2 separate regions of the Homo sapiens genome follow, and region 2 is linked to region 1. A link is a loop called in an ENCODE intact Hi-C map of the cell type or tissue named here. Cell type or tissue: dorsolateral prefrontal cortex. All regions are shown on one strand. Each heading gives the region's core, and the rest is flanking DNA. Links, peaks and the distances in the headings are about the cores only. Region 1 overlaps IQGAP1 (IQ motif containing GTPase activating protein 1). Region 2 holds the start of LOC124903555 (a long non-coding RNA gene).

What was found. A loop is a pair of places that touch in the nucleus more often than their neighbours do. Peaks named below come from ENCODE experiments on the same cell type or tissue, not always from the same donor. Only the 100,000 strongest peaks of a DNase experiment are listed, where the experiment ranks them.
Region 2: a loop joins it to region 1, with 4 times the contacts of the local background. A loop is called at or near these places in 6 of 110 quality-filtered maps.

Annotation. Positions count from the first base shown.
Region 1 is chr15:90,480,187-90,485,565 of GRCh38, forward strand. It overlaps IQGAP1 (IQ motif containing GTPase activating protein 1), which reads left to right. Exons shown (of 38, transcript NM_003870.4): 27 at 1,774-1,914; 28 at 2,011-2,095; 29 at 3,175-3,407; 30 at 4,034-4,166. Among named protein-coding and RNA genes, the nearest start is that of CRTC3, 47 kb to the right of the region's middle. In dorsolateral prefrontal cortex, for the core only: CTCF peaks have their summits at 2,391 (motif pointing left) and 2,591; a DNase peak (open chromatin) is centred at 2,395; H3K27ac peaks cover 4,563 bases.
Region 2 is chr15:90,595,091-90,600,469 of GRCh38, forward strand. All of the region lies in intron 3 of CRTC3 (CREB regulated transcription coactivator 3), which reads left to right. It overlaps LOC124903555 (a long non-coding RNA gene), which reads right to left and starts at 888. Exons shown (of 2, transcript XR_007064758.1): 1 at 801-888. It overlaps LOC124903554 (a long non-coding RNA gene), which reads left to right and starts at 3,937. Exons shown (of 2, transcript XR_007064756.1): 1 at 3,937-4,024; 2 at 5,218-5,379. RefSeq lists enhancers at 870-939, 3,107-3,401. In dorsolateral prefrontal cortex, for the core only: CTCF peaks have their summits at 2,207 and 3,267; DNase peaks (open chromatin) are centred at 2,031 and 3,231; H3K27ac peaks cover 4,267 bases.

The DNA of each region.
Region 1 (5,379 bases), core at 248-5,247:
GAGCACTGCCTGGGCAATGTAGACCCCATATCTTAAAAAAAAAAAAAAAAAAAAAGGAAATTGATTTGAACTCTTTTTAAGATACCAGTGACTGTGAGGGATGGTGGTGTGGTGGGGATCTGTCCTGCAGGTAAGCATCACAGGTCCCTTAGCTTTCTTCTTTTACTTCAGCCACCATACACGTAGCAAACTGGAATCTTGTCACCTCTTGGGAATGTTCTTTCCTAAAATCTCAAAGTTAATGTTCTGTTCTATCACCAACGTTTTTTAGCATATTGATTCCCTTGCTGGTTACTACTTTTAAAACTCATATAAATAATAAAATATACAATATTCTTTATTGTTAAGTTCCATGTATTTATTTATTTCTCATAGAATGTTTCTGTTGATTTTTGCAGAATTTTTGTGTTCATAGTCTACCAATTTTAATTTAGCCATGCTATGACAAATGAAGAGGGGTATCCCTATCTACTTGTATTTTTCTTTTTGTTGTTGTGGTTGAGACAGAGTCTCGTTCTGTTGGTCAGGCTGGAGTGCAATGGTGTAATCTCAGCTCACTGCAACCTCTGCCTCCCTGGTTCAAGCGATTCTGCTGCCTCAGCCTCCCGAATAGCTGGGATTACAGGCATGCGCCACACGCCTGGCTAATTTTTGTATTTATAGTAAAGATGGGGTTTCTCCATGTTGGCCAGGCTGGTCTCAAACTCCTGACCTCAGGTGATCCACCCGCCTCGGCCTCCCAAAGTGCTAGGATGACAGGCGTGAGCCACCACACCCGGCCTCTACTTGTATTTTCTAAGGCTGCCATAACAAATCACCTCAAATTGGGTGGCTTAAAACAACCGAAAGTCATGGTCTCACAATTGTGGAGGCCAGAAATTTGAAACCATTATCATGAAGTCGAGGTGCTGGAAGAGCCACGCTCCCTGCAGAGGCTCTAGTGGAAACTCTGTTTCTTGACTCTTAGAGCTTGTGGTGACTGTTGACATCCCTCAACTTGTGGCTGTGTGGTTCCAGCCTCTGCCTTTGTGGTCACATTGCCTTCTCTTCCCCTTCTGTGTGTACCAAAGCTCTCTCTGCCTCTTTTTTTTTTTTTTTTTTTTTTTTTTAAGACAAGGTCTTGCTCAAGCAGTCCTCCCACCTCAGCCTTCCTAGTAGCTGGGAATGCTAGCATGTGCTGCTGTGCCTGGCATAGCACTCCTATCCTTGAAGACCTCCTTCTGGTTTCTAACAAAGTCCAGATTTGTCAGTATCATATACGGGGTCTGTCATGGCCTGCTCCCTGTCTGCTTTTCCACTGTCATTTCTCCTGTCTCCCCTTCCTTCCTAGAAGACTCTTCCTCTCCTTTTTTCCTGAGTTCAAGCATCCCTTCGTTTTGGAAGCTTTCCTTGCTTTTTCCATTCTGAGTTGAAGCCCTTTCCCTATGGTCCTGTGGCACTTTTGGTGAACTGATTTACAGCACAATAGGTTTATAATCATCTGTTTGTGTGTCGCTCCCACCAGACTGTAAAAGACTGAAGAGAAGGTGTCATGTCTTGTATAACTTTTATTCCCAAGTGCCTGTTATTGTGCCTGGCACACAATTCAGGCACCTGATTCACAGTTAAAAACCTGCGTTCAGATTCTAGACTTATCACTTACCAGCCCCGTGAGGATGAGCTTAAGCTATCTAATATTTCTGGGTCTTATAGTTTATGAAAGATAAGACACTTGCTTCAGGCTGTTCCTGGCTGTTAGTCTAACATAGTTGGGTATAATTTCTGTCTTCCCAGCAAACTGCCCTATGATGTGACCCCTGAGCAGGCGCTAGCTCATGAAGAAGTGAAGACACGGCTAGACAGCTCCATCAGGAACATGCGGGCTGTGACAGACAAGTTTCTCTCAGCCATTGTCAGCTCTGTGGACAAAATCCCGTGAGTGCCATCAGTTGTCATGACCCCCAGTAGAACCCAGCACTAAGTGCCTTTCTGCTCCTTGGCCCTTCTCACTAAGTTTTGTCCATCCCGCAGTTATGGGATGCGCTTCATTGCCAAAGTGCTGAAGGACTCGTTGCATGAGAAGTTCCCTGATGCTGGTGAGGATGAGCTGCTGAAGGTAAGAATCTCATAGCCGGCAGACTCCTGCCCTTTGAGGACAAAGCAATAAAACCAGGGCTGACCATAGATCATTACTAACTGCCTAAGTGTAGGTTCTGGCAGTAGCTTACCATTGATTGTGAGCTTTTGAAAGCAATTGTAATTGGTAAATGGTACCTCTCTTAGGATGAAACACTTCCTATAGTTTGGCACACAAACATCAAACAAGTAGAAAGATGGATTTTTCCTGTTTTCAGATGAGTTTCTTTGAGTCCTATCTTTTCGCTGTAGTATTGTTCCCTCTGCTGGTGACCTGGCGAATAGTAGCAGGCACAGTTGTTTCTGCTAAGGCTGTTGCTGATAACTCTTTCTTACTCAGCTATGCTCTTCTCTTTTCTTTTTTTTTTTAATCTGAATGCTTTTTTCTTCTCTCTCCTAGTTCTGTGCTTTCCTACAGTGAGGCCTCGATTCTAGACTTTCTGTTCAGGTGAATTAATTTTATTTCTTCTGAATGAAACTCTAGGGGAAATGCTGTGACTGCCCCTGAATTCTTCTGTGGAAGAGATGTGTGTTAAGTGAATTTAATTTCAGAGGCATGAACTTGGCCTTTGAAGTCTGCAGCATGAGAATGTTGGGAGGTGGGGTTACTCTATGCTGATTGGGTCATGTTAAGGAATTTAGCTATGTTTGTTAGCTTTTTATAAGGAAAGCCCATCTACATGAAAGTACAAAGTGCATGTGGGTGACAGCAGCCTTATTTGCTACCATGATATGTGAACAAAAGATGCCCTGAAATACTTAATAACAGACTTTAAGTGTGTCATTTTTACCTTCTGAATCTGCTCTTTCATTAACTACTGGCAGTAGTTTTCAGTTCTGTTCTCATTGTTTTCCTGTATTGAACAAAGGGATATTTCATTTAGTTCCAGGCCATGAGAGAGAGTGTGTATATGTGCATGCATGCGTGTGTATATGTATTTTTTATTTATTTTTTCCTCATAGGACTGCATTTTCTGCTTTTCTTTGCTAGCAAAGTCATTTATAGCTTCCTTGGTGGTATGTCTTTTAATACCCATCTTTCTGTTTCGTCTGTTCCAGATTATTGGTAACTTGCTTTATTATCGATACATGAATCCAGCCATTGTTGCTCCTGATGCCTTTGACATCATTGACCTGTCAGCAGGAGGCCAGCTTACCACAGACCAACGCCGAAATCTGGGCTCCATTGCAAAAATGCTTCAGCATGCTGCTTCCAATAAGATGTTTCTGGGAGATAATGCCCACTTAAGCATCATTAATGAATATCTTTCCCAGTCCTACCAGAAATTCAGGTAAGGGGAAAGGCACAAGTGCTTAAGAGAGTCTGTGGATGTATTTTTATTGTTGAGGGGAAAAATAAGATTAAAAACCACCTCTCACTTTCCCCGGACTGCCATATGTAGAAGACGTGTTTGATGTGCCCAGGATTCCAGAAGATGATCCATTTACTTTGAAGAGAATTTTCATATGAAATAGATAGTAGTTAACACTTATGAAATAGATAGTAGTTAACATAAAAATAATGATGATTATGCATTTAGTACATGTTACCTTGTAATCAGAGAAGAATTGGAGAATGCTTTTAATTTTTGTAAATTAACATCTAGTTTTGAATTCAGTGCTTCAGAGCACTGTCTTAGAGATAGAATTGGTTCTCCTAATGGTGTCTGGAAACTTTTAAGTCATGGTGCAATGGTTCTTATGGGTAAAACTAAAACTACAAACTAGGTGGAGAAAGAAGTTATTCGAACCACTATCCCAAGGTTGTCAAGCACAGCAAACACACAGCACTTTCTCTTGAAGTAACTGTTGACTGGCTTCTGTTTGCACTCATTGTGTGAGAGGTTTGTGAAATGTCCTCTTGCCAACTTCATGTGTATGTCCCTTTTTGGGGGGCTGCCTCCTGTGCTTATTTCAGACGGTTTTTCCAAACTGCTTGTGATGTCCCAGAGCTTCAGGATAAATTTAATGTGGATGAGTACTCTGATTTAGTAACCCTCACCAAACCAGTAATCTACATTTCCATTGGTGAAATCATCAACACCCACACTGTAAGTATTTTTCTTTAATTACTTAATTTCATTGTCCTTAATTATTATCCCTGGCTGCTGCTTATCATCTCTGGTAGCCAGGTGTCTAACCTTCCTGTAATCTAACTGACAATGCATCTCCTTGATGTCTCTTTTTTTGCTTGTTATTCTTTTTTGTTTATTTATTTATTTTTTGAGACAGAGTCTCACTGTGTTGCCCAGGCTGGAGTGCAGTGGCGCGATCTCGGCTCACTGCAAGCTCCACCTCCTGGGTTCACACCATTCTCCTGCCTCAGCCTCCCGAGTAGCTGGGACTACAGGCACCCGCCACCGTGCCTGGCTAAATTTTTTGAATTTTTGGTAGAGACGGGGTTTCACTGTGTTAGCCAGCATGGTGTCGATATCCTGACCTCATGATCTGCCCACCTCGGCCCCCAAAAGTGCTGGGATTACAGGCGTGAGCCACCACGCCTGGCCTTTTGCTTGTTATTCTTAACAGTATCTACTGCTAAGTTTCTAAAAGGTCTTCCCAGGCCACCTGCATCAGAATCCTATGGGCTGATAGTTAAAAATGAAGTTTCCTGGACACCGCCCCAGGCCTACTGAATCAAAATCCCACTAAATTTATCTATTGCCTTAATAAAATAGTGCTTTTACTCTTCTTTCTTTTTACCCTAGCTCTCTGCGTTATTTTTCTAACATGATCTAGAATACTAGCTTTCTCTGTGTAGCCTTGGAGTGGATTTTTCCCTTGGAAGCTGGAGCTCCATGTTTCTTCAGATTTTTCAAATCATTTTTTCCCCTCTGGGGACATGGACATGTAAAACAGGAACAAGGGCATATGTTAAAATGTAAATGAAATTTCAGGTTACTGTCATTTCTGAGGGCATCACTGGGGATAATGGCACCTTGAAGACTTTGTTGAGTGCCCCTACAATAATTATAACATTGATTTGGTATACTTTTCTCTGAATTAAATCATGTCATACACTGGAAACATTAAGTAAAAGCGTGCACGTGACTTATTTGAACTGGCAGTAGGGTACATTGATGACTTTGGGTATTGAACTTTGAGTTTCAGTGTTTTGTGGGTTTTTTGTGTTTGTTTGTTTTGTTTTGTTTTTTTGAGATGGAGTCTTGCTCTGTCACTCAGGCTGGAGTGCAATGGCGCAATCTTGGCTCACTGCAACCTCCACCTACTGGGTTCAAGCAATTCTTCTGCATCAGCCTCCCT
Region 2 (5,379 bases), core at 210-5,209, 110 kb after region 1:
ATGATCTTGAGAATCTATTCTGGAATGTGTGATAACTTTGACATTGAATGAAAAAGGCAAAAGGAAATGGAGGCAATTCATCAGCAAATTTGTACATGTCAGGATGGAGTGGTACATCAAACCGTTGTCCAAATTGCCAAGAATATTCAGGCAAAAGACTTGGAGTGTTTCTTTGATTGATTTAACAATGTATTTTTTTTGGCTGGGCATGGTGGCTCACGCCTGTAATCCCAGCACTTTGGGAGGCCGAGGTGGGCAGATCACGAGGTCAGGAGATTGAGACCATCCTGGCTAACGTGGTGAAACCCCGTCTCTACTAAAATTACAAAAAATTAGCCAGGCTCGGTGGTGGGCACCTATAGTCCCAGGCTGAGGCAGGAGAATGGTGTGAACCCGGGAGGTGGAGCTTGCGGTGAACCGAGATCGCGCCACTGCACTCCAGCCTGGGCAACAGAGCGAGACTCCGTCTCAAAAAAAAAAAAAAAAAACCAATGTATATTTTTTCAGTTCTCAGTTCCCTCTTTTTCCTGTCAGTGCTCTCATTTCTATATATTAGATTAAACATTATGCTATATATACGTGTGTGTATGTATATGTGGCTATCTCAGATACTTTTGAAGTACGGTCTAAATGTATAAGCATGCATATAGTTTTACTAACCAAAATAGAGAAGGGAATTGAAGAAAAAAGAGGAGAATGTTTATTCACTTATAAAAATTATTTGTTAAGTATGTGCTAGTGGTCAGACACCGTTTTAGACATTTTAATTCACTGTAACAGTAAACAGCATGGTCCCTGACCTCAAGTTGCCCAGGGTTCAGTGGGAGAGGCTACTCAGCAAACAAGCAGCCACGGCAGGTATGGCGTCTGCAGGGAGGCAGCTCAGGGGCTGTGGGAGCACGTCGGAGGTGCAGCTTGAACTAGTCTGGGGAAACGAAGAAGGCATCCTGGGGGAACATCTGAGGCTTGAAGGATAAGAAGTAAGAGGATAAAGTGTTCATTCAGCAGATCTTTACAGAGCCCCGTCTCTGTGCCAGGCACTGTTCTAAGCACTGGGGACCCAGTGATGAATAAGGGAGGCATACTTCCTGCTTTCTTGAGTTCACAGTCCTGTGGGAGATGACAGCAAACAGGCAATAAGAAAGGAAAATGGTTTTAGATGGTAATGAGTGAGATTTAAGAGAGTAAAGCAGTTGGGAGGTATGTTCCAGGCAGAGGGAAGAGAATGTGGTGCAAAGTCCTACCCAGAAGGGGAGATGACTTCTTGTGTTCAGGGGACCCTATCTCTTATGATAGGGTATAATCTGGCACTGTATGGATCAACTTGAGAGCATAAGCAAAGCTAGTCAACTCCTAAAGGAAGGAGAAACAAAAACCAAGTTAATATGCAGAGAAATTAAAGTTATTAGACAGTATGAGTCAGATTCACTGATCATGAGCCATGTCTCTGTGGTCTCCTAAGCTCCTAAATTGGGTTCCTGGGACTGGACATCGGTTGATGCAAAGAAAGTTCTTTAGCCCAGTCTCTTTTGAGGAATCAAGGGTCCGTGAAATGGGATGATTTTATTTTGGTGTTAATCTATTCCACTTGGAGGAGGAGGGCTGTGATTCCGTCTTTGCTTTCACGACCTGCATTCTGTTGGTTGTGAAATAATCTGCTTAAAATTGTGGCCTTGAACATTTGTCTATGACTTTTTAAATGAAGTTTCTTCATTTGAAAGTATAAAACACTAGTTTGAATCTTTGTTAGAACAAAAGGAAAAAATCAGAATTATTATAGCTGTTTCTTGGCTTGGGTGTTATTTAAGACACACTGGCTTAGACAAGGGTTTTAAGGGTTCACTCCTATGATAGGGTGATCTCAAATAAAACGAACATTGTTTAACAAATACTCTGGCCTCCTCTCAGAGTGGGCAGCCACAGCACGCAGAGCTCTGCCACAGGAGATTCCTTCTGGAGTGGGCTTTGCCCTTGGCATGGGTGGCCACACAAGACCAAGGCACAGCTGCAGCTGGGCCCTGGCCTAGCCCCACACAGGCGGAGGAGAGGCACTGCCAGGGCTTGCTCCTGGCTGGGGGCCTGGGCTCGGGCACTTGGAAGAGAAGCTCTTCTGCCCTTCTGCAGATGTGCAGTCTGTAGCAGCCCTTCTTACTCTCACTCATCAAGGTTGGCAGACGTGCCGTGTCCCAAACACCATTGCTAAACTTCTGAACTATTAACATAAATTTATAGCAAATAAAATATTTTCTCAGCCTTGTGGATGACACGCTCAGAAGGAAACACGAAATGCCTTCCTTGAAAGGAAGTCAAGAGTTCACCAGCGTGAAGGGTCGTGAAGAGATGCCTAAGACCTACTAGAGTTAGGAATGATTCTCCTCTCTGGGCTGGGCCTTGCTTTGATTCTTTTCATCATAATGAGATGAAAATGTTAGGACATTGGTTTATAGGACACTGTTTCTTTGAGATGCATGGCCTATTACATTTGAGAAACACCATACTCTGTATCACCTCTTGGAGCCTGACCGTATATATCAGGGCTCTGAAAAGTCCTGCAGTTAATAAACTTCTTATCTTTAACCCAGAATTTCAAAACTTAAGTGATCACAAAATCCAACTGTTACCTAACACCCGTCTTATCTTGAAGGACAAGGAAACATTGGTCTTTAGAATTTTAAGGGGGAAATATTCTGACTTCACAATACCACATGCAACCTGTTTGCCTCTCATTTGCTGAGGGAAACAGGATGTTCTTATAAATGCAAGGACTCAAAAAGATGCCACTCATATCCTCCCTTACAGTTTCACTTTAAGATGTCTTCTAGTGGGACATAGTTAGAGGTAAAGGGACAAAAAGAAGTAGAATGACAATAAACACATGGCTGAGCAATCAGGAAGGAGCCAAATTGTGGCCAGTTTTATATATTAAATCTGACCCTGAAACTTGTCTTGGTAGGTGGGTTCTGTTAACCAGACTCCGAGCCCACTTACCCCACCAGCTACATGGAAGGTCTCAGGCCTGCCCCACAAACTGTGTCCCTGGCAGAACACAGAGTTCCAGAGCAGGAGAGAAATGACTGGCTTCCAGGCTGCCCCGACAAGGCAGTTCCTGAGCCCTGCCCAGGTACACTGACCGCACAGGGACGGGAAGCCAAGAGAAGGGAACCCTGGGCCTGCTCACCCAGCCGCAGGTCAAGCAGCACAAAGAAAGGGCCAGGGCGGGTCTTGTTTTCAGCTTCTGTGGCTCAGTAACCCCACCCACTGGTAAACTGGCCAACTGATGTCCTCTCTTATCAGAAGAAGAAGAGCTGCTCCCCTTCCTTTGGTGAAGAGTAAGAACTGTTCCCTCTAACACTCCACAGGTTGAGAGGAACAGCAGTCCCTGTGTTGATGGATTGAGGCAGTAACTCGAGGAGGAAGATTTTCCTGCACAGAACTGCAGAGGCTTGGGGAGAGAGAGAACACACTGGGATGACTCTGAGATCCTAACATGAGTGTCTTGGTGGACGGTGGCCTCACTAAATGAGATGGACTATAAGAAGAGGAACAGATTAAGGGGACAGTGATTGGTTGGATTTTTGGTAGAATTTGAGCTGTCTTGGGTACTTTTGGCAGAGAACTTGAGTAGGCAGTTGGAAGTATGCACTTGGAGTTCACAAAAGAACTGTTGGGAGCTGGAGGTGTCGATTTATGAGTTACTGGACTGTGGGTGACAGTGGGGCCGAGGGAAGGATGCGATTGGCCAAGGCGAGCATGGAGGACAGGGGCTCTCTACCAGGAAGACGGGCACTGGCCCTGAGGCTCTTAGGAAGCGCCTCCTAAAGCTCCTGTGCCCGGAGGCTCCCGCCACCCCCTCCACCTGCTCACACTCTGCCTGGTGCCCAGGGATCCTGAGAGCATCCTTTGCCTCTCAGAGCAATGCAGGCAGGTGTGGCCTGAGGCTGCGAGGCCACAGGACCCCAGGGAACATCAGGACGGAAGGCAAAGGGGCGGAAAGGAGTGCACAGAGGGATAAGAAAAGATCCATGTGAGTGTGGGGATTTTTTTTTTTAACTTTAATTTTTGTTTCCATCCATTGCAGCCACCTCTTCTTTGTTTATCTTTTTCATCATCCCTCCTCCCTGCCTTCCTTTTTTAATGTGGAAATCTTCCTTGAGCCAAAGGCTTCACTAAGCTTAACTAAGGAAGCAATGGAGGAGGCGCTGATGTGGTTGTTAAAAGCCCTGTGACCTGTGCTGCCCTTCCGCTGGCACGCTGGCACCTGGCAGGGATGCCAGAAATGTTTCTTGAGTAAATGGTAAATTCAAGTTTATAAATAAGAGTGTTTCCTTTGTCTCGAGGTTGTTACTTAGGGCATGTCAGTGTTGTGGAGTAGTTTAAAGCCACCTGAATGAAGTTTTCTGAAGTTTTCCAAAGAACAAATAAACTTCTTCTAGATTTTCCTTGCATTAAGTATAAGTGTATAACATGAGTGGTTCTCTTGGGTTTTCAAATATCCACTAAATTAGATGAGAGTGAAAATTAAGAGAGCTCAGAGGTCACATCTTTCAACTTTTGATGCCTCAACCTAATTATATTAAAAATTTCCAGGAATTTACTATATTTTCATGTTGTTAATATCAGGAAGGTTAAAATGCTAACTTACACCTCAACATTGAAATCACCAGCGTTTGATGATTACGTGACTATTACACCACTGCATTCTAATTTGTATTATCAGTACTATGAGATCAGAGATACTGAGTTTAAAGATGGCAGTGTACTGAGAAAAATGGTAAACTTCTACTTCCTGAAATTAAGCGTTTCTGAACAGAGATTCATCAAATCTGCAGAAAAGAGAAAGGCAGATAACCGTAGGTTCTGAGGCTCGGTGTTTCCTCCCTAATGGCTTTGCCAACAGAAATACTGACAGGTTTTGTCTGTCACGGGCCTTACTATTTATCACCTTTTCCTCTCCTACCTCCTACTGTGGTCTTGCCTCATCTGTACTTCATGTACCTTAAGCCTAATAGTGAATGTTGAAGAAATGTCTCTCTTTGGAAATTATCTGTTTTATTTTATTGATTTAAGGTCAAATTAAGAAATAAGATAATGAGACTTGTCAAAGAAAACGAATACATAGAAGATGAAACTTGCAATCCTAATGCCTCTCCTGGCAAAGAAGACATTTCCCACCAAATCACTAAGAACTCATGAGAGCCTCCGTTTTCCTAATTCCAGATTCTGTATTTATTTGAGCTGCCCAGCCCAGGCCTGCAGGATAGGGCCCCACTCCATCAAGGCTCCTGTTTCCTCCTGAGCCCGAGCAGATGGTACCTTCTCTTATAGCCTCCATCCTTCCCAGAACACTCCAGGTACTATTTTCTATTTTCTGGGGGCATT